2 separate regions of the Homo sapiens genome follow, and region 2 is linked to region 1. A link is an interaction called in ENCODE POLR2A ChIA-PET data of the cell type or tissue named here. Cell type or tissue: PC-3. All regions are shown on one strand. Links, peaks and the distances in the headings refer to the core of each region. The heading gives the core; the rest is flanking DNA. Region 1 overlaps TECPR2 (tectonin beta-propeller repeat containing 2). Region 2 overlaps TECPR2 (tectonin beta-propeller repeat containing 2).

Region 1 (13,231 bases), core at 6,290-8,789:
TTGATCCAGGGATTATAAGTGATTAAAATTTACCATGTTTTCCCATAATGGGTAGGAAAACTTTTTCATGATCAGGGAGAAAAATAGGTATATTTTACAAGGGACCCATCTTTTGTGGGTCAGTGAGCAACCTTTCTTCTCCGAGGCACGTCTCTGACCTACCCAGCCCATATAAATCTGAACCCCAGTAGGTTGTCCCCCCTTCCCCCTGCCCCACACAAAGATTTTAGAGCTAGAAGGAGACTGGAAAACACATAACCTTGCCACTTCCTTCTGCAGATGAGGAAAGCAAGGCCTGGCAAAAGCAAGGTTCCTGGTCTCAGGGTAGTCAGTGGTTGTGCCGGGCCTCCTCAGCCCCTCATCCTCAAGGCCCACAACAGAGCAGCGGCAAGAACAGTCCCATCCAGGGACACTCACAGGCTACCGTAGAGACACACGCAAACCACTGGCGCCTGTGCTTCCAGAGCTGTGGGCAGAGTGCCATGGAGCCAGCTGGAGAGGGAAGTGCTGTCAGGGCCTTGGAGTGGTCAGAGGATCTCACAAGAGGTGGCACTGGTACAAGAAAGGCAAGTAGGAGTGTAGCAGGCAGGCAGGACAGAGGGTGTTCTAAGCAGAGGGGACATGAAGTATAGGCACTGAGCAGAAGGCACCCTTGCCCAGGGTGCAGAAAGGGGCTGTATTGGGAGACTGGCACAGGCCGGGGCAGGGAGGGCTGGGCTAAGGCATTGGCATCATTCTTGAAGAGTTTGAAGCCAGGCAGGTGGCCTGGTCAGACCATGTTTGAGGAAGGAGCCTGTGTCACAATTCCCTGTGACCAGTCAGAGGGTCTTCTGCTGGACAGATCACATGCACCCATAAGTAGGTCAGATGCCCAGGAGTGTTTTGCCTCAGATATGGAGCAAAATTAGCCTGACAGTAAATGCAGCTCTGGTCCTACCTACTGGAGCTTAAAGCAAGACTCCGAAGAATCAAACTGTTTCAGAGTAACTTACCAGCATCTTAGAACAAAGCTCAAGAATATTTACAGATTGCAAAAATATCCAACATCAGCAAGATAAAATTCACATGGGCAACCAATTAACATTTACCCAACAAGCAGAGAAGCAGGAAAATACGACCTGCAATGAAAGGGGAAGAAATCCGTCAATAGGAGCTGACCCAGAAATGATACAGATGGTAAAATTCATAGACAGGACATTAAAACAGTTGTTACACCTTTATGTGTTCAAGAAGCTAGTAGAGAGATTCAGCCTGTTAAGTAGAAAATGAGAGATAGAAAAACTCCAGGCTAGGCCAGGCATGCAACGGCTCACACCTGTAATCCCAGCACATTGGGAGGCTGAGGTGGGCAGACCACCTGAGGTCAGGAGTTGCCTGGCCAACATGGCAAAACCTCATCTCTACTAAAAATACAAAAATTAGCCAAGCGTGGTGGCACACACCTGTAATCGTAGCTACTCAGGAGGCTGAGGCAGGAGAATCACTTGAACCTGGGAGGTGGAGGTTGCAGTGAGCAAAGATTGCACCACTGCACTCCAGCCTGGGCAACAGAGCGAGACTCTGTCTCAAAAAAAAAAAAAAAAAAAAAAAAACAATATCAAAAAACTCCAGGCTGGGTGTGGTGGCTCGTGCCTGCAATCCCAGAACTTTGGGACGCTGAGCTGGGAGAATTGCTTAAGCTCGGGAGTTCAAGATGAGCCTGGGCAAGATGGCAAGACCCTGCCTCTAAAAAAAAAAAAAAACAACAAAACAAAAAACAACAACTCAAATCAAATTTGTAGGGATTAAAATTGCAATGTCTGAGCTGAAAAATATCACTGGATGAGATTAATGGCAGCATAGAAATTGCAGAAGAAAAGACTAGTGAGCTTGAAGACACAGCAGTGAAAAACCATCCACACTGAAGCCCAGAGGGAAAACAGGCTGGAAAATGTTCAGAGAATCAGTGAGCACAGACCCCTTCAAGTGGCCTCACGTAAATGAAATCCAAGTCTTAAGAGGGAAGAAGGGTGACAGGAAAAAAAGATGTGAAGAAGAAATACAACTGAAAGTTGTCCAAATTTGATGAAATAATTATGCTGAGTCAAGAAGCCAAAGAATACATACTGTTATCATTTCATTTATATAAAATTTGGCCAGGTACAGTGGCTCATGCCTGTAATCCCAACACTTTGGGAGGCTGAGGCGAGCAGATTGCCTGAGCCCAGGAGTTCAAGACCAGCCTAAGCAACATGGCAAAACCCCGTCTGTACAAAAAATACAAAAATTAGCTGGGTGCCTGTAGTCCCAGCTGCTCAAGAAGCTGAGGTGGGAGGATCCCTTGAGCCCAGGAGGCAGAGGCTGCAGTGAGCCATGATGGCTGCCACCTCACTCCAGCCTGGGTGATAGAGCATGACCCTGTCTCAAAAACAAACTTATTTATATAAAATACTAGAAAATGCTAACACAGGCCAGGTGCTGTGGCTCATGCCTGTAATCCCAGCACTTTGGGAGGCCAGGGCGGGTGGATGACCTGAGGTCAGTAGTTCAAGACCAGCCTGGCCAACGTGGTGAAACCCCGTCTCTATTAAAACTACAAAAGTCAGCTGAGTGTGGTGGTGCACACCTGTAATCCCAGCTACTTGGGAAGCTGAAGCAGGAGAATTGCTTGAACCTGAGAGGCAGAGGTTGTGGTGAACCGTGATGACGCCATTGCACTCCAGCCTGGGCAACAGAGCGAGACTCCGTCTCAAAAAAAAAAAAAAGGAAAGAAAATGCTAACACAGATCAGTGCTTACTCAAGGCCTGGCAGAAATTTCAAAGGGGAGGTGTGGCAGTGGCTTCAAGAGTGTATGCATATGTCAAAGCTTACCCAATTATGTACTTTAAATGTGTGCATTTCATTGTATGTCAGCATACCCCTGTAGAGCTGGTTTTTTTTTTTTTTTTTGAGACAGAATCTTGCTCTGTAGCCCAGACTGGGGTACAGTGGTGCGATCTCGGCTCACTGCAAGCTCCGCCTCCTGGGTTCATACCATTCTCCTGCCTCAGCCTCCCAAGTAGCTGGGACTACAGGCGCCCGCCACCATGCCCGGCAAATTTTTTTTTTTTTTTTGTATTTTATGTTGATACAGGGTTTTACCACGTTAGCCAGGACATACAAAAAATTAGCCAGGCGTGGTGGCGGGCGCCTGTAGTCCCAGCTACTCAGGAGGCCGAGGCAGGAGAATGGTGTGAACCCAGGAGGCGGAACTTGCAGTGAGCCGAGATCGCACCACTGCACTCCAGCCTGGGTGACAGAGCGAGACTCCGTCTCAAAAAAAAAAAAAAAAAAAAAAAGAGTTAGCCAGGACGGTCTAGATCTCCTGGCCTCGTGATCTGCCCACCTCCCAAAGTGCTGGGATTACAGGCGTGAGCCACCGCACCCGGCCTGTTTTTGTTTTTTAGAGACAGAGTCTCACTCCATTGCCCATGCTGGAGTGCAGTGGAGTGATTGTGGCTCACTGTAACCTCAAACTCCTGGGTCAAGCCATCCTCCCACCTCAGCCTCCCAACTAGCTAGGACACTACAGGCATGCACCACCGCACCTAGCTAATTTTTAAAAAAATTTGTAGAGGCATAGTCTTGCTATGTTGCCCAGGCTGGTCTTGGACTCCTGGCCTCAAGCAAGCCTCCCACCTTAGCCTCCCAAAGTACTGGGATTACAGATGTGAGCCACCATGTCTGGCCTCTGTAGAGTTGTTTTAAATATTAAAGTGTACAAAAAAAAAATTTAAATGGGCCGGGTGTGGTGGCTCATGCCTATAATCCCAGCACTTTGGGAGGTCGAGGCGGGTAGATTGCTTGAGCTCAGGAGTTCAAGACCAGCCTGGGTATTATTGTGAAATCCCATCTCTATGAAAAATACAAAAGTTAGCCAGGTGTGGTGGCATGTGCCTGTAGTTCCAGCTACTGGGGAGGTTGAGGCTGCAGTGAGCTGTGATCATGTCAGTGCGCTCCAGCCTGGGTGACAGAATGAGACCCTGTCTCAAAAAAAAAAAAAAGTTTTAAATGAAGATTATAGGGTACCCTACATTGTGTTTGGTTTGCAGAGGGAACAGAAATGAGTGAAGCTGCCTAAGCATGGTGGCTCACACCTGTAATCCCAGCACTATGGGAGGCCGAGGCAGGTGGATCACCTGAGCTCAGGAGTTCAGGACCAGCCTGAGAAACATGGTAAAACCCCATCTCTACCAAAAATACAAAAAATTAGCTGGGCATGGTGGCACATGCCTGTAATTTCAGCTACTCGGGAGGCTGAGATGGGAGGATTGCTTGAGCCCAGGAGGCGGAGGTTGCAGTGGGCTGAGATCATGCCACTGCACTCCAGCCTGGGCGAAAGAGTAAGGCCCTGTCTCAAAAAAAAAAAAAAAAAGGAAAAAAAAAAGGAAATGATTGAAGCTGTTTTTGGAGTTAACTGACCAAAAGTTAAATGACTAAAAGAAGAGCGAGGCAGGAGGTTATAGAAGCAATCATGAAAAAAATACAGATCCCCAGGGTCCCAAACCTGGTTTCCGAGGATGGGTAGTGTTTGAACTTGGACTTGAGACTCAATGGGCATTTTCAGTGACCAGCAGGTAAAGAGGCTTGGCCTAGTGTTTCTGAGTAGGGAAGAGTGCTCCTCCCTGCTGCCTTGGGAGGACTGTCTGCTGCTGGACCACCCTGAGGACTGTGAGACATTAGCTCTGTGGGCTTCTAGGCTCCTGGCAGTGAACCTCTGGGAGTGAAGGATGCACAAAGGATGTTGTGGGAAAGAGAAGATCTGAGATGTCCTTTGGGTCATCTTTGGAGGATCTTGACTCTGAGGCTGGAGGGTTTGTGGCTAATTCCATGGGCAGTGGGGGCTGTTGGAGGCTCTTGAGCAGGGCCGGACAGGACCCAAATGGAGAAGGTCTGCAGTGAGCTGTGGAAATTCTTTGGCCTGATTCGCTGGATTTGTGGTGCACATCTGTGAGATGTGAGATTGGGATGGAGTGGACATGGGGACTCTGACATGGATTGTTTTGGGGCAGAAGAAGCCAATCCATGCTGGCGTCCCAGCCTGGGTCTGTAATCTCATTAATCTCCTTTTGGTGACTGGACCAGTTGCCTGTACAAGTGCCTCTTGGTCTCCTTGATCCAACCTCACTGAGCCAGCGTCGCTTGTATGCATGATACTGCAAGACTTCCTTCCCAGCTGGCCTGCACGCAGGTGCCTTGGAGAGGCATTGGGCAGATGGCATGTGGCCATTTCCAGCAGTGGGGCGCAGTGCTCAGGGAGACTGCAGCATCCTGGAGCCCTGCCAGCCAGGAGGGACTGTTCCCATTGCGGGCAGAATCTGTTACTTGCAATCAGAAGAACTTCAACTAATACTTGTTTTTTGCCTGTAGATTCAATTGACCTTGGGAATGTTGCTTAAACTCGCCTTTCACTTTCATTTTCCTATCAGTAAAGTGAAGGGTCATATCCACATTAGAGCCATCAGAGGAGCTTATTAAAAATGTCCAGGCCTCGGCCCTCCCTGGAGATATGAATTCAGCAGGTCTGGGGTGAGGCCCAGGCATCTTGGTTGGTTTTTTTTTTTTTTTTTTTATTGATTTATTTGAGACGGAGTCTTGCTCTGTCGCCCAGGCTGGAGTGCAGTGGCATGATCTCGGCTCACTGCAAGCTCCACCTCCCGGGTTCACGCCATTCTCCTGCCTCAGCCTCCCGAGTAGCTGGGACTACAGGCGCCCACCACCACACCTGGCTAATGTTTTGTGTTTTTAGTAGAGATGGGTTTTCACTGTGTTAGCCAGGATGGTCTCGATCTCCTGACCTTGTGATCCGCCTGCCTTGGCCTCCCAAAGTGCTGGGATTACAGGCGTGAGCCACCATGCCCGGCCTATTTTTTATTTTTGAGACAGAGTCTCAGTCTGTCATTCAAGCTGAAGTGCAGTGGTGCGATCATAGCTCACTATAACCACAAACCCCTGGGCTCAAACAATACTCCTGCCTCAGCCTCCAAAATGGCTAGGGGTATGCACCATCACACCTGGCTCATTTTTTAATTTTTATTTTGTAGAGATGAGGTCTTGCTGTGTTGTCCAGGCTGGTGTCAAACTACTGGTCTCAAGTGATCCTCCCACCCCTCAGCCTCCCAAAGTGCTGGGATTGCGGGCGTGTGCCACTGTGCCTGGCCAGTTTTGTTTTTTGGTTTTGGGTTTTTTTTTTTTTTTTTTTTTTTGAGATGGAGTCTTGCTCTGTCGCCCACTGGAGTTCAGTGGGGTGATCTTGGCTCACTGCAACCTCCGCCTCTTGGGTTCAAGTGATTCTCCTGCCTCAGCCTCCTGAGTAGCTGGGAGTACAGGCACCCGCCACCACGCCTGGCTAATTTTTTTTTTTTTTTTTTGAGACAGGGTCTCACTCTGTCACCCAGGCGCGTAGTGCAGTGGCACAATCTCAGCTCACTACAACCTCTGCCTCCTGGGTTCAAGTGGTCCTCCCACCTCAGCCTCTTGAGTAGCTGGGGCTACAGGTGAGTGCCACTATGTATTTGTATTTTTAGTAGAGACGGGGTTTCTCCATGTTGGCCAGGCTGGTCTCAAACTCCTGATCTCAGGTGATCTGCCCGCCTCGGCCTCCCAAAGTGCTGGGATTGCATGCGTGAGCCACTGTGCCCAGCCACACCCAGCTAATTTTTGTATTTTTAGTAGAGATGGGGTTTCACTGTGTTGGCCAGGCTGGTCTGGAACTCCTGACCTCAAGTGATCCACCTGTCTTGGCCTCCCAAAGTGTTGGGATTACAGATAGGAGCCACCACACCGAGCCTGGTTTTTATTTTTCATGAAAGTCATACATGAAATGCCAAGTGTGGTGGTATGTGCCTCTAGTCCCACCTACTCAGGAGGCTGGGTGGGAGGATCACTGGAGACCAGGATCATCCACCGCACTCCAGCCTGGGCAACAGAGTGAGCCTCCATCTGTAAAAGAAAGAAAACAGAGTCACATGTGAAAATCAGTAGGTTGACATGTCAGTGGGTTCTATAAGATGTGCTATAAGAAACATGTCTCTCCTGCCAATTTTGCCCTCTCTGGAGAGTTCCTTTCAGTTCTTTTCGCTGCCTGTCTCTGAATGCTGCTTCGGGAGCTGTGTTTGGTCCCCTGACTTCAGGTGTTTCTGGTTGACTCTCTGCGGGAAGAGAAGCATGCAGAGCTCTTGCATCCCCCGTCCCCCATTCCCCCAGCCACCCACCTCCCTTCCTACTTCCACCCTGCCAGAGCTGCAGTGCTTCCTGGGCACGGGCCTTGCTGTGAGGACAGAGGAGCTCTTCACAGCGGAGGCAGGGGATGAATCACACCTGCAGTTCCTTGTCTGTGTGACTCTTTGTTTTCCCTGGACTTGATAATCATCTTGTTTGCTCATCTAGTTTTTTTTCTTTTTTTTTTTGAGACAGAGCCTTGCTCTGTTGCCCAGGCTGGCGTGCAATGGTGCGATCAATCTCTGCTCACTGCAACCTCCAACTCCTGGGTCCAAGTGATTCTTCTGCCTCAGCCTCCCGAGTAGCTGGGCTTAACAGGCGTGTGCCACCACACCCAGCTAATTTTTTGTATTTTTAATAGAGACAGGGTTTCACCACATTGGCCAGCCTGGTCTCAAACTCCTGACCTCAGGTGAGCCACCTGCCTTGGCCTCCCAAAGTGCTGGGATTACAGGCATGAGCCACTACACCCAGCCTGCTCATCTAGTTTTCTAAGTGCAGTTCCACACATTCAATCCCAAACTCTCTGCCAGTTGTCTCACACATTAGGAATGTGTCCTCTCCATTTCTTCCCCCTGCAGAGATCTCTCCTGCACCCTCTTGGCCAGCTCCAGTCTGGCCTCGTTCCTCTCTCTACCCGGGACCCAGCTGTTGTCCTAGCGTCACCTTTGACCTCCCCTCATGTTAGAGCCCCTTTCTCCCGGATCCCGGGTCTTCCTCTCTCTGTGTCTGTGTTTGTTTGGGTGGAGTTTATCTTCCAGTCGGTTCCCAAGGAAGGGTTCATGGTTGGTGACTTTTTGGAGGTATTGCATGTCTGAAAAGTCTTTCATCTGTGTTCACCCTTGACCTTGCTGGATATAGCAGTCTAGGTTGGAAACCATTTTCCTTTAGGATTTTGAGGGTCTTTCTCCATTGTCTCTCGGCTTCCAGGATTGCTACTGAGAAGCCAGAAGCCTTTCTTTTTTTTTTTTTTTTTTTTTTTGAGACGGAGTCTCGCTCTGTCGCCCAGGCTGGAGTGCAGTGGCATGATCTCGGCTCACTGCAAGCTCTGCCTCCCAGGTTCACGCCATTCTCCTGCCTCAGCCTCCCGAGTAGCTGGGACTACAGGCGCCCGCTACCACGCCTGGCTAATTTTTTTTTTTTTTGTATTTTTAGTAGAGATGGGGTTTCACCGTGTTAGCCAGGATGGTCTCGATCTCCTGACCTTATGATCTGCCCGTCTCGGCCTCTCAAAGTGCTGGAATTACAGGCGTGAGCCACCTCGCCCGGCCCAGAAGCCGTTCTAACACCTGATCCTTGATACTTGACCTGTTTTTCTTTCTGAAAGTTTGTAAGGTCTCTTTGTTCCTAGTGTTATAAGAACAGATACATAGTGGTATGCCTTGGTGAGGGCTGTGTTCATCCTTGCAGCCAGGTGGTTGCAGCCTATGTGCTGGTGGGTGTCTGGGTCCTCTGCTGGGGTCCTCTTCTGCCCCGCCTCTCTTGTTTTCCTTTTTTTGTTGTTATGTTTTTGTGTGTTGTTGTTGTTGTTGTAGGGTTTTTTGTTGTTGTGGGGTTTTGTTTTGTTTTGTTTTGTTTTTGAGACGGTCTCTCACTCTGTCACCCAGGCTGGAGCACAATGGCGCAATCACAGCTCATTGTAGCTTTAAACTTCTGGGCTCAAGCAATCCTCCCACCACAGCCTCCCAAGTAGCTGGGACCACAGGCATATGCACCATGTTCAGCTAATTTTTTTATTATTTTTTGTAGAGATGGAGTCTCACTATATTGCCCAGGCTGCTTTTGAACTCCTGGGCTCCAGCAATCCTGCCACCTTGGCCTCCCAAAGTGCTGGATTCCAGGCATGAGCAACTGCACCTGGCACCCCTCCTGTTTTCTGTCTGCTCTGGCTGAAGGCCTCCTTTTCCTTTTCTTTTTTTTTTTTTTTTTTTTTGAGTTGGTGTTTTTGCCCTTGTTGCCCAGGCTGGAGTGCAGTGGCGCAATCTGGGCTCACTACAGCCTCTGCCCCCCGGGTTCAAGCGATTCTCCTGCCTCAGCCTCCCACGTAGCTGGGATTATAGGCACCTGCCACCATGCCTGGCTGATTCTTATATTTTCAGTAGAGACAAGGTTTCACCATGTTTGCCAGGCTGGTTTCGAACTCCTGACCTCAGGTGATCCACCTGCCTTGGCCTCCCAAAGTGCTGGGATTACAGGCATTAGCTACTGTGCCCAGCCTGGAGGCTTCCTTTTGTATTGTGGACTTTCTAAGCTGGCCTCCACTTTTCCTTTCTCTCCTGTTTCTGTCTTTTTATGCTTTTATCCTGCTTTCTAGAAGACATTCTCAACCTTATTTCTCCAACCCTCTGTCAGATTATTTCCATGATCACATGTTTAATTTCTGAAAGTTCCTGTTGTTGTTTGATGGCTGTAGAGTCAGTCTTCTCTCATCTCCCTAAGGATGTTTTGGAAGTTTCTTCTCCCTGCCTGGTCTTTGTATGTCCCAAGTTGTGTGTTTTCTGTCTAGTTCGCCTTTTACATGGCAGAGGCTTTCTTCAGATGTTGGCAGTCCCCTGGTTGGAAGAGTGAGGCCCAGCAAGGCTGACTGGAAGCCCTGAGCACATGCATGGAGCCTGTGGGCCCCGCGGGTCTCTGACAGCAATCTGGCTGGGCTGCTGGGTGGGGAGTCGTTGCTTTTAGCCTTCCAGGGCCCGCTGAGTCCTTGCCATGCATCCCCCACTTTCCAGCTTCCAGAATTGTATGGCTGCTTCCTCCCCTCATTCTCTCTGTCCTTAGGAGATTTGAACCTTTTTTCTTTGAGATGGAGTCTTGCTTTGTCACCCAGGCTGGAGTGCAGTGGCCCGATCTCAGCTCACTGCAGCCTCCCCCTCCTGTGTTCAAGCAATTCTCTGCCTCAGCCTCCCGAGTAGCTGGGATTACAGGCGCATGCCACCATGCCTGGCTAATTTTTGTATTTTTGGTAGAGACAGGGTTTCGCCATGTTAGTCAGGCTGGTCTCGAACTCCTGGCCTCAGGTGATCCGGTCTGCCTCGGCTTCCCAAAGTGCTGGGATTACAGGCGCGAGCCACTGCGCCCGCCCCGTTTTTCTTTGTTTAACCCATTCCCTCTCATGGTAGTGGTGCTTGAGAAGGGAGTGAAAGAGTAATTGTGTGCTCATTATCATCACTGCCCAGAAGCTTCTGGCTTCTTCAGCGCCCTGCAGGTGACTCTTGCACATACCCAGCGCTGAGCACCATGGTGCAGCTCATCCCCTTCACCTCCACGGTTCTGGTATCACAGTCTTCAGAGTATAGCCACTATTTTCCTCTAAGCCTCTGAACATCTTTGAGTGGTATTTAGGTGCTGGTGGGGCTGCCTGTTACACTGTAAGTTGTTCCGTCAGCACAACTATGCTGCCTGCAAATGAAGGTATGAAACCTCCCCAAACTGCTGTCTAATGGTGTGGGATGGAACCAGCTCCCTTTGAGAGAAACTAAATTGTTTTTTGCCACTTCCTTTAATTTTTTCCATGTTGCCTTTTTTTCCTATACCTCCATTTAAACATCTATTGTTTTTGAGCTCTCTTCTTCAAAACTTGCTTCTAGGAACTATTACCCCTCTTCACCATATTGAACTCTAAGTCTTTTCTCTCATTCTGGAAGGCCATGATACCTAGAAGTAGACCACAGGGTTCTAACGGGGTGCCCTGGGTCCTGCAGCAGTCCCCTCATCGTGCTTTAACAACTTATGACCCAGTAGTTTAAACAACGACCTAGGGAAGCTTGTCCCAGCCTGCCCTGCGTGTGCCCCCAGTAAAACCATGAGCGGCAGGAAGGGGAGCCCCTCGCGATGCTTGCCATGACCCTAGAGGAGCAGAGCCCAGAGATCATCTTTAGGGACCTCTCCCTCTGGGCTGCACTCATCCAGAAGGTGCTTCCCCGAGCCTGTCTGTAGAGTCAGCCACAGAGCAGGGCGATGAGCTATCAGAGACCAGGGTGTGTGCCACTGGGTCCAGCTTCTGCTCTTCTTGTCTCACAGCAATATTTGAGTCCTGGTGCTAGCCATGGCGCAGTCGTTGGGCTGGTATCAGTGACAAGGTCTGGAGGGTAGACAGGAAGAGTGGCCAGTTGGCTCCACCAGCCCCTGCTCAGGAAGGACAGAATGTGACAGGCACCCAGGAAACCTGCTTCTGAGCGTTTTCTTTAGCGCACCCCCTACAATTAGCAGATGCAGCTTCTTGCTGGATTCTGAGGTCACACCTCAGACCAGATGTAGAGGCCCAGCAGTAACTGGAGTCAGTGCAGAAGGACCCACCACGGAGAGGGAGAGGCCTCTGACAGGCCAGAAGAGAGCAGCAGTGGAGCCTGTTTCTGTCTGGAGCCCTGCTCTGCTGGGCCAGAAGTTTCCAAATGTTTTTTAGCAGTGGGACCCATTCTTCAAATTAAAAAAAAATTTTTTTGAGTTAGGCTCTTGTTCCGTCACCCACGCTGGAGTGCAGTGACACAATCTCAGTTCACTGTAACCTCAACCTCCTGGGCTCAAGTGATCCTCTTACCTCATCCTCCTGAGTACCTGGGACTACAGGTGTGTGTACAAAATACAAAAAACACTCCCAGCTGTCCAGCCTTAAATAAAATCTTGTACATAAGCCAGATGTGTTCAACAAGTAACAGCAAAACTGGTCCCATGAAACTGCCCCTTCCACAGGGGCCCTGAGGCACCTCTGCAAGGCCAGGGCCCCACAGGCGCTGCTGGAAAACTGCTGGTCTTCGGGCCAGTGAGGACAGAGAGAGAGCTCAGCACAGCAGGCCCCGGGCAGCCATACCCACCTCGTACCACGGTCAGAGTCTCGAGGAGCCTCAGAGATCATGGTCCCCGGCTCCTCCAGCTAAGGACACAGACCACGAAGAGGAGGTCCTCCTAGTGTGTCAGCCCTGGCTCTGAGAATTTACCTTTAATTTAATTCTAGACCTATTAACATGGGTATCGGGTTTTTAAGCCCATCTGAAATTGGGAAGAATAGACCAGAAGCAGGAAGAGGGTCTGCTACAGGGAAAAAAGAACTAGAAAGACCAAACAGAAGTCAGAAAGTACAGCTACCACGGGGCCATGTGACAAATGGCCCAACCAACCCACACGCCTCAGCGCCCCCTGAGGCTGCACGGATAGACGGACAGACACACAGCAGCACCATGAATCCTTGAGGGAAAGTAAAGCTCAGCATGTGTCAGTCTTTACGGGGATTCAAGGTTAAAACAGGGAGGGAGAGAGACTTGGAGGGAAAAGAAAAGGCAGTGTGGAAAGCACAAATGGCCGCCTGGATAACCGTGGTTTGTTTGGGTTAGGATTATTTCCAGAGGCGTCTTTCCTGGGGCATTTGTGCTGCCGCTTCAAAAACCCTCGGTCCACCCTGGTATTCCTGAAACATTCCTGCTGAATTTCTTCCAAGTTCTGATAAGTCCATGCCAAAATGGTCTGTCTAGATACATGTTTCCTTTGGCTGTGAAATCTTCAGCATGTTTTTGTTTTTCAGCCTGGGTTTACCACATTCTGACTGAGGAACATGTGTGAGTGTGTGTGTGCGTGCGCACACGTGTGTTGATAAAAGCTATGATAAAAGCTCAGCTACAAGAAGTTTGAAGAACTGTGGTCTGAGCCCCAGACACTTGTGTTTTCTTTTTCTTTTCTTTTCTTTTTTTTTGAGATGGAGTCTCGCTCTCTCCCCCAAGCTGGAGTGCAGTGGCGCAATCTGGGCTCACTGCAAGCTCCGCCTCCCAGGTTCACACCATTCTCCTGCCTCAGACTCCCGAGTAGCTGGGACTACAGGCGCCCGCCACCACGCCTGGCTAATTTTTTGTATTTTTAGTAGAGACGGGGTTTCACTGTGTTAGCCAGGATGGTCTCAATCTCCTGACCTCGTGATCCGCCCACCTCGGCCTCCCAAACTGCTGGGATTACAGGCGTGAGCCACCACGCCCGGCCTGTTTGTTTTTTTTTTTTGATACGGAGTTT
Region 2 (9,939 bases), core at 93-2,592, 49 kb before region 1:
CAGCGAGCCAAGGAGCAGGAGCAGCTCGCTCAACTCCACCGACAGCGGCTCCGGGCTCCTGCCCCCTGGGCTCCAGGCCACCCCTGAGCTGGGCAAGGGCAGCCAGCCCCTGTCACAGAGATTCAACGCCATCAGCTCAGAGGACTTTGACCAGGAGCTTGTCGTGAAGCCTATCAAAGTGAAAAGGAAGAAGAAGAAGAAGAAGACAGGTACCCTCTGTAGCTGGCACACACCCATCTGGGGTTACAGTCTTTCCAGATTCTCTGGGAGTGCTGCTGCTCACTGAGTGAGCAATGCTCCATACATCCAAAAGCAGAGAACACATACATTTCTTCCCCAAAGGAGTTTTACTGCAAAATACTTCACATTAACGGAAAATACACACACACACACACACACACACTGTAAGGTCTAAATGATGACAGAACACCTGTGTGTACTCACCACCCTGCTTAAAGGGTCTCAGTTTTGTACTTTTCAATATTTATTTATGTATTTATATTATTTATTTATTTTTTGCGACAGAGTTTCGCTCGTCGCCCAGGCTGGAGTGCAATGGCACGATCTCGGCTCACTGCAACCTCACCTCCTGAGTTCAAGCAATTCTCCTGCCTCAGCCTCCCGAGTATGCATGCCCAGCGAATTTTGTATTTTTAGTAGATACAGGGTTTCTCCATGTTGGTCAGGCTGGTCTTGAACTCCCAAACTCAGGTGATCTGCCCGCCTCGGCCTCCCAAAGTGCTGGGATTACAGCGTGAGCCACCGCGCCTGGCATAGTTTTTAGTATTTAAATTAAAATGTCGGGGCCGGGCGCAGTGGCTCATGCCTGTAATCCCAACACTTTGGGAGGCCGAGGCAGGCGGATCACGAGGTCAAGAGATTGAGACCATCCTGGCCAACATGGTGAAACCCCGTCTCTACTAAAAACACATAAATTAGCTGGGCTTGGTGGCATGTGCCTGTAATCTCAGTCACTCGGGAGGCTGAGGCAGGAGAATCACTTGAACCTGGGAGGCAGAGGATGCAGTGAGCCGAGGTCACGCCACTGCACTCCAGCCTCGCAACAGAGCAAGACTCCGTCTCAAAAAAAAAAAAAAAAAAAGTGTTGGTTTATCCATGTATACCATTGATTAAATCAGAGATTCTGTGAGCCTGGGTGGAAAGTTGTGGAAACCAGAAGATCTATGCTGGTAAATACTTGGGACATTTTATGTTTAGTGTTGAATATGCTACCAAATATGGGATTTAACATTGAATTTTTTTCTTTTTTTTTTTCAACTTTTATTTTAAATACAGGGGGTCCATGCGCAGGTTTGTTACATGGGTATACAGCACCCAGGTAGTGAGCACAGTATGCAGTAGGTGGCTTTTGACCCATGCCGCCTCCTCTCCCGCTCTGGAGGTCCACAGTGTCTGTCCTTCCCATGTTTATGTCCATGCGTGCTCAGTGTTTGGCTCCCACTTACAAGTCAGAACATGCTGTTGGTTTTCTGTTCCTGTTGCATTAATTTGCTTAGGATTACGGCCAGCGGTTCCATCCATGTTGCTGTAAAGGACAAGATTTCATTCTTTATTTTTATTTATTTATTTATTTATTTATTTATTTTTTAATTTATTGGAGACAGAGTTTCACTGTTGTCACCCAGGCTAGAGTGCAATGGTGCGATCTCGGCTCACTGCAACTTCCGCCTCCCAAGTTCAAGCAATTCTCCTGCCTCAGCCTCCCGAGTAGCTGGGATTACAGGTGCCCACTACCACGCCCAGCTAAGTTTTTGTATTTTTAGTAGAGGCAGGGGTTTACCATGTTGGACAGGCTGGTCTTGAACTCCTGACCTAAGGTGGCCCACCCGCCTCGGCCTCCCAAAGTGCTAGGATGGCTTATGAGCGTGAACCACCGTGCACAGCCCAGATTTCATTCTTTGTTATGGCTGTGTAACACTGAATTTTTCAAACCTTTTACTCCTTGGTTCCTGTTAATCCTCTCTAGCTAAGATGACTGCAACACTGAAGGAAATGTTATTAGATTTCTAAGCATTTTAATAATTATAAGGAATTGGTTTGTGACCCAGGTGAACATCTCAGTTTGTCCCCTGGTTTTTCTTAGCTGCCCTCAAACCCATGGATTTGTTCAGTACTTGCATGCATAGAAAGCATCTCTTTGTTGGGATTATTTGTACTTAAGAGGTTTATTCTTCATTCACCAAATATCCTTTATTTAAAATTTTTTTTCTTGAGCCAAAAATATGTGTGCAAGTTAGTCTCTTACTAATCATATAGAACCGTGCCTTATTTTGAATGTTCTTATTCTGAATTAGAAGGTGGAAGCAGGAGCACCTGTCACAGCTCCCTGGAATCGACACCCTGCTCCGAATTTCCTGGGGACAGTCCCCAGTCCTTGAACACAGACTTGCTGTCGATGACCTCAAGTGTCCTGGGCAGTAGCGTGGATCAGTTAAGTGCAGAGTCTCCAGACCAGGAAAGCAGCTTCAATGGTGAAGTGAACGGTGTCCCACAGGAAAATACTGACCCCGAAACGTTTAATGTCCTGGAGGTGTCAGGATCAATGCCTGATTCTCTGGCTGAGGAAGATGACATTAGAACTGAAATGCCACACTGTCACCATGCACATGGGCGGGAGCTGCTCAATGGAGCGAGGGAAGATGTGGGAGGCAGTGATGTCACGGGACTCGGAGATGAGCCGTGTCCTGCAGATGATGGACCAAATAGCACACAGTTACCCTTCCAAGAACAGGACAGCTCTCCTGGGGCGCATGATGGGGAAGACATCCAACCCATTGGCCCCCAAAGCACTTTTTGTGAAGTCCCCCTCCTGAACTCACTCACTGTGCCTTCCAGCCTCAGCTGGGCCCCAAGTGCTGAACAGTGGCTGCCTGGGACCAGAGCTGATGAAGGCAGCCCCGTGGAGCCCAGCCAAGAGCAGGACATCCTAACCAGCATGGAGGCCTCTGGCCACCTCAGCACAAATCTCTGGCATGCTGTCACTGATGATGACACAGGTCAGAAAGAAATACCCATTTCTGAACGTGTCTTGGGGAGTGTGGGAGGACAGCTGACTCCGGTCTCTGCCTTGGCAGCCAGCACTCACAAGCCCTGGCTTGAGCAGCCTCCACGGGATCAGACATTGACGTCCAGCGATGAGGAGGACATCTATGCCCACGGGCTTCCTTCTTCATCCTCAGAGACGAGTGTGACAGAGCTCGGACCTAGTTGCTCCCAGCAGGACCTGAGCCGGCTGGGTGCAGAGGACGCCGGGCTGCTCAAGCCAGATCAGGTATGTGGGTTCGGGTGGTGGGAAAAGTAGCTGAGGCTTCTTTCTTAAGGGTAATAATTGTCAAGACTGATTATTTTCCTTCTCATGGAAAGAAATTCTATTCCTACTGCAAAATCCGTAGGCCAACTCTGTTTTCAAGTCTGGGTTTCAGGGGATTTCCAGCACAGGGACTATGAATGGCTTGAACTACTTCTGACCTGTTCTACCCTGCTCAGTAACCTGCCTCCCCAACCAAGGTAGCGTCTTGCTGTTTCCTCTGACCCCACAAGTGCAGGCTGGTGTAGGCACTTACTGTTAGCCATCGTAGGGCAGGGCTGAATTGGCCTGGGGCCATCTCAGAAAACCAGTGGGCAGAGGACTGTCCACCTGTGGAGTAGAGAAAGCTCTGAGCAGTTTGGAGGCAGGGAGTCTCCTGTCCTTCTCCTCACACCCCTCCAAGGAACCATCTGCAAGAGCACGAGGCCATTTCCAGAACTGCTGTCTCCTCAACCTCCGAACAGTGGCTCCAAGGCTCCCCTGCGAGCTGTACAGGAACCAGTTTGGAGTAACCAGTCTTTGTAGGTCCACCCAGCACATGTAACTAGGAGATGACTTTTAACTGTCCTTGAGCATTTTATATTAAAAGTGATTTTTTTAAAAGTGCCTACTTCCCTTAGCAAGTAATTATTACTAGATATATTTGTTTCAAAACTGTGTCTTGCCCTGTCTCCTACTAACTGTCGATGTGAGGTATGAATTATGGCTGCGCACTTACAGCCACGTGTGCTTTCCACAGTCTACGCTGGCTTCTGTCAGTGCTAGCAGTGTGACGCTTTGTCAGTGCTCACCATGTGCAGGTATCCCACAAAGCACTTTAGAGGTTTAACTCTTTTACTTCTCTAAACACGAACTATAAAATAGGCACTCTTCTTGTCCCCATTTTACAGAGGAGAAAATGGAAGCACAGAACAGCTAGACAGCTTGCACAAGGTCACATAGCAAATGAAGGGCGGGCCCCAGGACCCCCTCACTCACCCTCTGTGCTGTCATGCCTCAGAAGTGAAACATGCTGCTTACTTGTTTTGAGACAAAACGCCATAAGTCTGGCTTTTTTTTCTTCTTTCTTTCTTTTTTTTTTTTTTTTCTGAGACAGGGTCTCACTCTGTCACCCAGGATGGAGCGCAGTGGCGCAATCATGGCTCATTGCTGCCTCGACCTCCCCAAGCTCAAGTGATCCACCTGCCTCAGCTTCCTGAGTCACTGGGACTACAGGCATGTGCCACCATGCCCAGCTAATTTTTGTATTTTTTGTAGAGAAGGGGTTTTGCCATATTGCCCAAGCTGGTCTCGAACTCCTGAGCTCAAGCAATCTGCCTGCCTCGGCTTCCCAAAGTGCTGGGATTACAGGTGTGAGCTGCTGTGCCTGGCCAAGGGTGGCCTTTTATTCAGTCATCCGGCATTTATCTTTTCAACCCAGTGGTTCTTGAGTGGCCTTGACTGTCAGCCTCTGTGATTATGCTGGGGACCACAGTGCAGATGGCAGCTAGTTGTGGATTCCATCTTCCTGAGCCTCAGAGTCTTGAGGGGGAGCCAGGTACATGTTCACATCCTCGCAGTTGAGTGGGACTCAGGTGAGGGTACTGAGCAAAGTACAGGGCTGCAGGAAGCGCAAGCAGCATGGCCCCCTAATGTCTGGGCGTTAGCCAGGCAGACTGTCGGTGGGGTGGGGTATTGGAATTCTAGGCCAGAAATTTAGGAAAGCCCTCACTTAGGTGACAGGGATCCTGGCCCTTTGAGCCCCTGACTCTCTAACTTCCTCCCTTCCTCATCCCACTCCAGGTAGCTGGGAAGCCAAGAAATTTTATGGTGTGTTTTTATTTGGAGGTTCGGTGTGGAAGTAAGACTTGCCATGGTGAGCAGGGCTGGATTGAGAAGAGTTGGGCACCATTTTCTTTGAAGTAGTTAACTTCTATGTGGGTATCTGTACAAATACATTTATCTTCTTTGCATTTATTGAAAAGTATTAAAGTACAAAGACTTTATTTAGCTTTGATTTTTAAAAGAATTCTAGCAAGGTCGGGCACAGTGGCTCACGCCTGTAATCCCAGCACTTTGGGAGGCCAAGGTGGGCGAATCACCTGAGGTCAGGAGTTCGAGACCAGCCTGGCCAACATGGCGAAACCCCGTCTCTACTAAAAATACAAAAAATAGCCGGGTGTGGTGGCAGATGCCTGTAATCCCAAGTACTCAGGAGCCTGAGGCAGGAGAATTGCGACTTGCTTGAACCCAGGAGGCGGAGGTTGCAGTGAGCCGAGATTGTGCCCCTGTACTCCAGCCTGGGCGACAGAGCGAGTCTCTGTCTCAAAAAGGAAAAAAAAAAGAAAATATGGTGGAAAAAAGAAAGACAGTGGTAGTGCCATATATCCAGTGCCTCTGTAATGATTAGACTACAAAAAATTGACTTGCATCCAAATGTTGAAGAACCTGGCTCTTTGTGTAAGGTGAGGTATGCCTGCAGAATAATAGCAGCTCCTTCGTAACGTGATGTGATGCTCTAAGCGTTACATTTGCAAAGGTGTTAGAACAGGAGAAAATGTCATCCAGGGACTCCAGGGAGTCTTTGTAGGGAGACAGCAGCACGCGTCTCAGAAGGTTTGTAGTAGAGGGGTGTCCACAGATAGCAGGGGTTGGGAGAAGGGTTGACTTGGCGTCTTGCTGACCCGTTTTACCGTCTCGTGTTAATGATATCCTCTCACCTTTCTTACTGAGAACAGTAAGCCAAATGTGGCTGTGTCCTCTGCCACAGAACTCACTGGCTCTTCCCTTGTTAGTTTGCAGAAAGCTGGATGGGCTACTCGGGTCCCGGCTATGGCATCCTCAGCTTGGTGGTCTCCGAGAAGTATATCTGGTGCCTGGACTACAAAGGCGGCCTGTTCTGCAGCGCGTTGCCGGGCGCCGGGCTGCGCTGGCAGAAGTTTGAAGATGCTGTCCAGCAGGTGGCAGTCTCGCCCTCAGGTTCGCCTCCCCGCTCCCTGCTCCCGCTCCCTGCTCCCGCTCGCCGCTCCTGCTCCCCGCCCCCGGGGTGCAGACATCTTAGTACAGGGCTCCCCTGCAGCAGCTCTGGGCTCACGCTGCCGTGCGTTCACCAGGTTTGCCTCTTCAGGAACGTTTGAGGGGTTGTCTCCAAAGAACGTGAATTGCTTCATTGGATGTCAATTCGTAGTGTAAATGGGTGTTCAGTTTGAGTTTTTGTTTTCTTTATTAATTGCAATGGTAAGCTCTGATCGTATTTTTGTAAGCTAGACAAAAAGTTTGAAAATTGAGGGACTTTTTTAGGGATATTAATATACTAACTCTTCATAAAAATAATACGTGTTTCTCTTTCTCATTGTTGCTTTAAAGCAACCGAACTAACGAAGACGGGCCTATGGATATGTTAGATATATTCCAATTATTTGGCTTCCTCTTTAGGAATTCTGTTTTAATGAGCTCTCTGCTGTGGGTGAACAGTCTACTCCCTGACTCTAAAAGGAAAGTCCATTCATTCTTTCATGCTGCTGTTAGGCCATTGTTAGTGAACTGGAGCTGGTGTTTCCTGAACGATGTTCTCCTGAGCTGGAAGACCTCCCATATCTGCATGGAATCATTTGCTTGCTTTTTCTTTCTTTCTTTCTTTTTTTTTTTTTTTTGAGACAGAGTCTTGCTGTGTTGCCCAGGCTGGAGTGCAGTGGTACAATCTCAGCTCACTGCGAGCTCCACCTCCCAGGTTCGCACTATTCTCCTGCCTCAGCCTCCCCAGTAGCTGGGACTACAGGCACCCGCCACCACGCCCAGCTAATTTTTTTGTATTTTTTTAGTGGACACGGGGTTTCACTGTGGTAGCCAGGATGGTCTTGATCTCCTGACCTCATGATCCGCCCGCCTCAGCCTCCCAAAATGCTGGGATTACAGGTGAGAGCCACTACGCCCGGCTTTGCTTGTTTTTTCTTAAGGTTGTGTTGGCCACGTCGGCACCTACGCCAGTGGGGACACTTTTGCCTTGAAGCAGCCTGGTTTACTGTCAGGACATTGGAATAGAAGTCAGACGAAGCCGAAGCTGAGTCTGTGGCTTGGGACCTGTCTGTTCTCTGTAACTTCACTGTGTTTCGGGATGAATTTCCCTTAATTCTCCCTGGTCTCTGTCACTGTTTAAAATATTAGTTTGTTCAGCGTTGTTTTTCTTGCTTGCTTTCACTGTTTGTTTGAAAAATATTTTTCTTTAGAGACTGGCTAACAACCCACTCCACAAGCTGTCATTACACAGTTGTGTGTTTTAATTCATTTCTCGTTGGTATCATTTACCTTCAGGTTTGTCTCCTTAGCCTTTTAGAACTTTGGTTCTATTCCTGACTATATTAGTTACTTGTATTCCCAGGCCCCTTGGTCCCTCACTGTGCTAGCGGGAACTCTGTATCTCCATGAGATTCACCTGCTCAGTTGAGGCGTCCTTCAGGGCCCAGTCCCATGTCCTTGGTGGGCAGCAGAGCCCTTGTGCCGGGGGCACCACAGGCAGAGATGCTCGACAGGCCCTCTAGTCCAGCCCAGCTGACACTCGGTGATCACTGGTGGCCCCTTGCCTTGCCTGCGTCGGCCTGCTCCAGGCCTCCAGCTGCAGCGCTATCCTGCCTTCCCTTTCCTCTCTCCTCCTCCATCTCTTCATCAAAGTCCTCTTCACAGTGAAAACAGGCCAACTCAGTGCAAGTGTGTTCCTTCTGTGCACCTTTTCCATTCAGCTCATCCAGAACTGATCCTTCTCTTTGAATCCCTAAAGGACTTTTTCAGCCTCTCCTAGGGCACTAGTTGTGCTTAGGATGTTTATTTGGAGACTTATCAAACCTAATAATGTCATCAGTGTTTCTCCTCCCGTGTGAGGAGCGCCTGTCATGTGCCCAGCTCTGTGGCCATGTGGTTGATCTGCTTCCGTCTGCAGTCTTTAGAGCAGCCCTGTAAGGTGGAGATGATCCCCACGGCCCAGGAGGAAAGTGAAGCTTGGAGACGGGCGGTGACATGGAGCCTGAAGCTGCATAGCCACTGGGTGGTGGCCAAGGGCCCAAACCTGGGTCTGGTGGCCTCTTTCCCCACTTGGGGGGACAGAACAGGATGTGTTTTAGAAATCTTTCTCCCCTCAATGCCCAGCATGAAGACTTTTGTATAGAAATATATTCTAGTATTTATTGGACAGTGAATAGAATTTTTATTTCCATAGGAGCCCTTCTCTGGAAGATTGAACAGAAATCTAACCGGGCTTTTGCTTGTGGGAAAGTCACCATCAAGGGGAAGCGGCACTGGTACGAAGCCCTGCCCCAGGCAGTGTTTGTGGCCCTGAGCGATGACACGGCCTGGATCATCAGGACCAGTGGGGACCTATACTTGCAGACAGGTAACCGCGGGCCACGCTTAGAGGCCTGCCAGCTCTGCCGTCACTGCCTCTGCTGCACCCTGCTTTGCTAGTAACATGCTTACCACAATCGCTATGATTAAGAGGCTAAATCCATTCGAATTAAGACACTTCTGGGAAGAGAGTATTTGCCATTTGGCATGTATTAGCAGTTTCCTGCATTGACACAAACTCAACCCAGGACAAATTTAGGGCAAAAATGAATAGGATTATTTGGTGAGATACAGAAACAGAATCTTATTCTCCTATGGCCAACCACCGCATATCACGTATCCTACAATGTTAGATCTTAAGAGGTAAGAATACAGAGGAAGGACATAAAATTCATTTCCCCCTTTAAGCTAAAGTTTAAGTGGCTGCATTTTTTTTTTCAGCCATATCAAAGCCCGGCTCCTATATACTTACTTACCCGTGGGCCAGGAAAAAAAAAGAAATAATTTGCTCTTTTTTATTTTGAGACGGAGTCTCGCTCTCTTGCCCAGGCTGGCATGCAGTGGTGCCATCTTGACTCACTGCAACCTCTGCCTCCTGGGTTCAAGTGATCCTCCTGCCTCAGCTTCCTGATCACAGGCTGGGATTACAGGTGCCCATCACCACGCCCAGCCAATTTTTTTGTATTTTTAGTAGAGATGGAGTTTCACTATGTCGGCCAGGCTGGTCTTGAACTTCTGACCTCAAGTGATCTGCCCGCCTCAGCCTCCCAAAGTGCTGGGATTACAGGTGTGAGCCACCACACCAGGCCATAATTTGCTCTAAATAGCAGTTCAGGCCAGGTGTGGTGGCTCATGCCTGTAATCCCAACACTTTGGGAGGCCTAGACGAGCAGATCACCTGAGGTCAGGAGTTCAAGACCAACCTGGCCAACATGGTGAAACTCTGTCTCTACTAAAAAAAAAAAAAAAAATACAAAAAATTAGCTGGGCGTGGTGGCGCTTGCCTGTAATCCCAGCTACTTGGGAGCCTGAGGCACAAGAATCACTTGAACCTGGGAGGCAGAGCTTGCAGTGAGCTGAGATCGCGCCACTGCACTCTCCAGCCTGGTGACAGGGCGAGACTCCGTCTCAAAACAAAACAAAACAAAAATAGCAGTTCAGCAAGTCACAGGAAGCTGCCCTCAGGGAAGTTTTTAGCTGATGGAAGGGCACAGTGGGACTTGCTTATTAAAAATAAGCTGTAATGACAGTCAGTGTTTACTGTCAGCAGAATGGGGAAGGATCTTCCACCAGCAATG

Evidence for each region. ChIA-PET counts read pairs that join two places held together with the same protein. Peaks named below come from ENCODE experiments on the same cell type or tissue, not always from the same donor. Only the 100,000 strongest peaks of a DNase experiment are listed, where the experiment ranks them.
Region 2: POLR2A ChIA-PET joins it to region 1 with 10 read pairs; 10 of 35 experiments call an interaction of 5 or more read pairs at or near these places.

The regions. Positions count from the first base shown.
Region 1 is chr14:102,474,640-102,487,870 of GRCh38, forward strand. The region is part of intron 17 of TECPR2 (tectonin beta-propeller repeat containing 2); the gene reads left to right. Among named protein-coding and RNA genes, the nearest start is that of ANKRD9, 29 kb to the right of the region's middle. In PC-3, for the core only: no CTCF peak of the experiment used is centred there; DNase peaks (open chromatin) are centred at 7,332 and 7,762; H3K27ac peaks cover 1,511 bases.
Region 2 is chr14:102,431,920-102,441,858 of GRCh38, forward strand. It overlaps TECPR2 (tectonin beta-propeller repeat containing 2), which reads left to right. Exons shown (of 20, transcript NM_014844.5): 8 at 1-209; 9 at 2,316-3,292; 10 at 6,103-6,286; 11 at 8,517-8,690. Among named protein-coding and RNA genes, the nearest start is that of ANKRD9, 73 kb to the right of the region's middle. RefSeq lists a silencer at 6,190-6,239 and an enhancer at 7,909-8,416. In PC-3, for the core only: no CTCF peak of the experiment used is centred there; no DNase peak of the experiment used is centred there.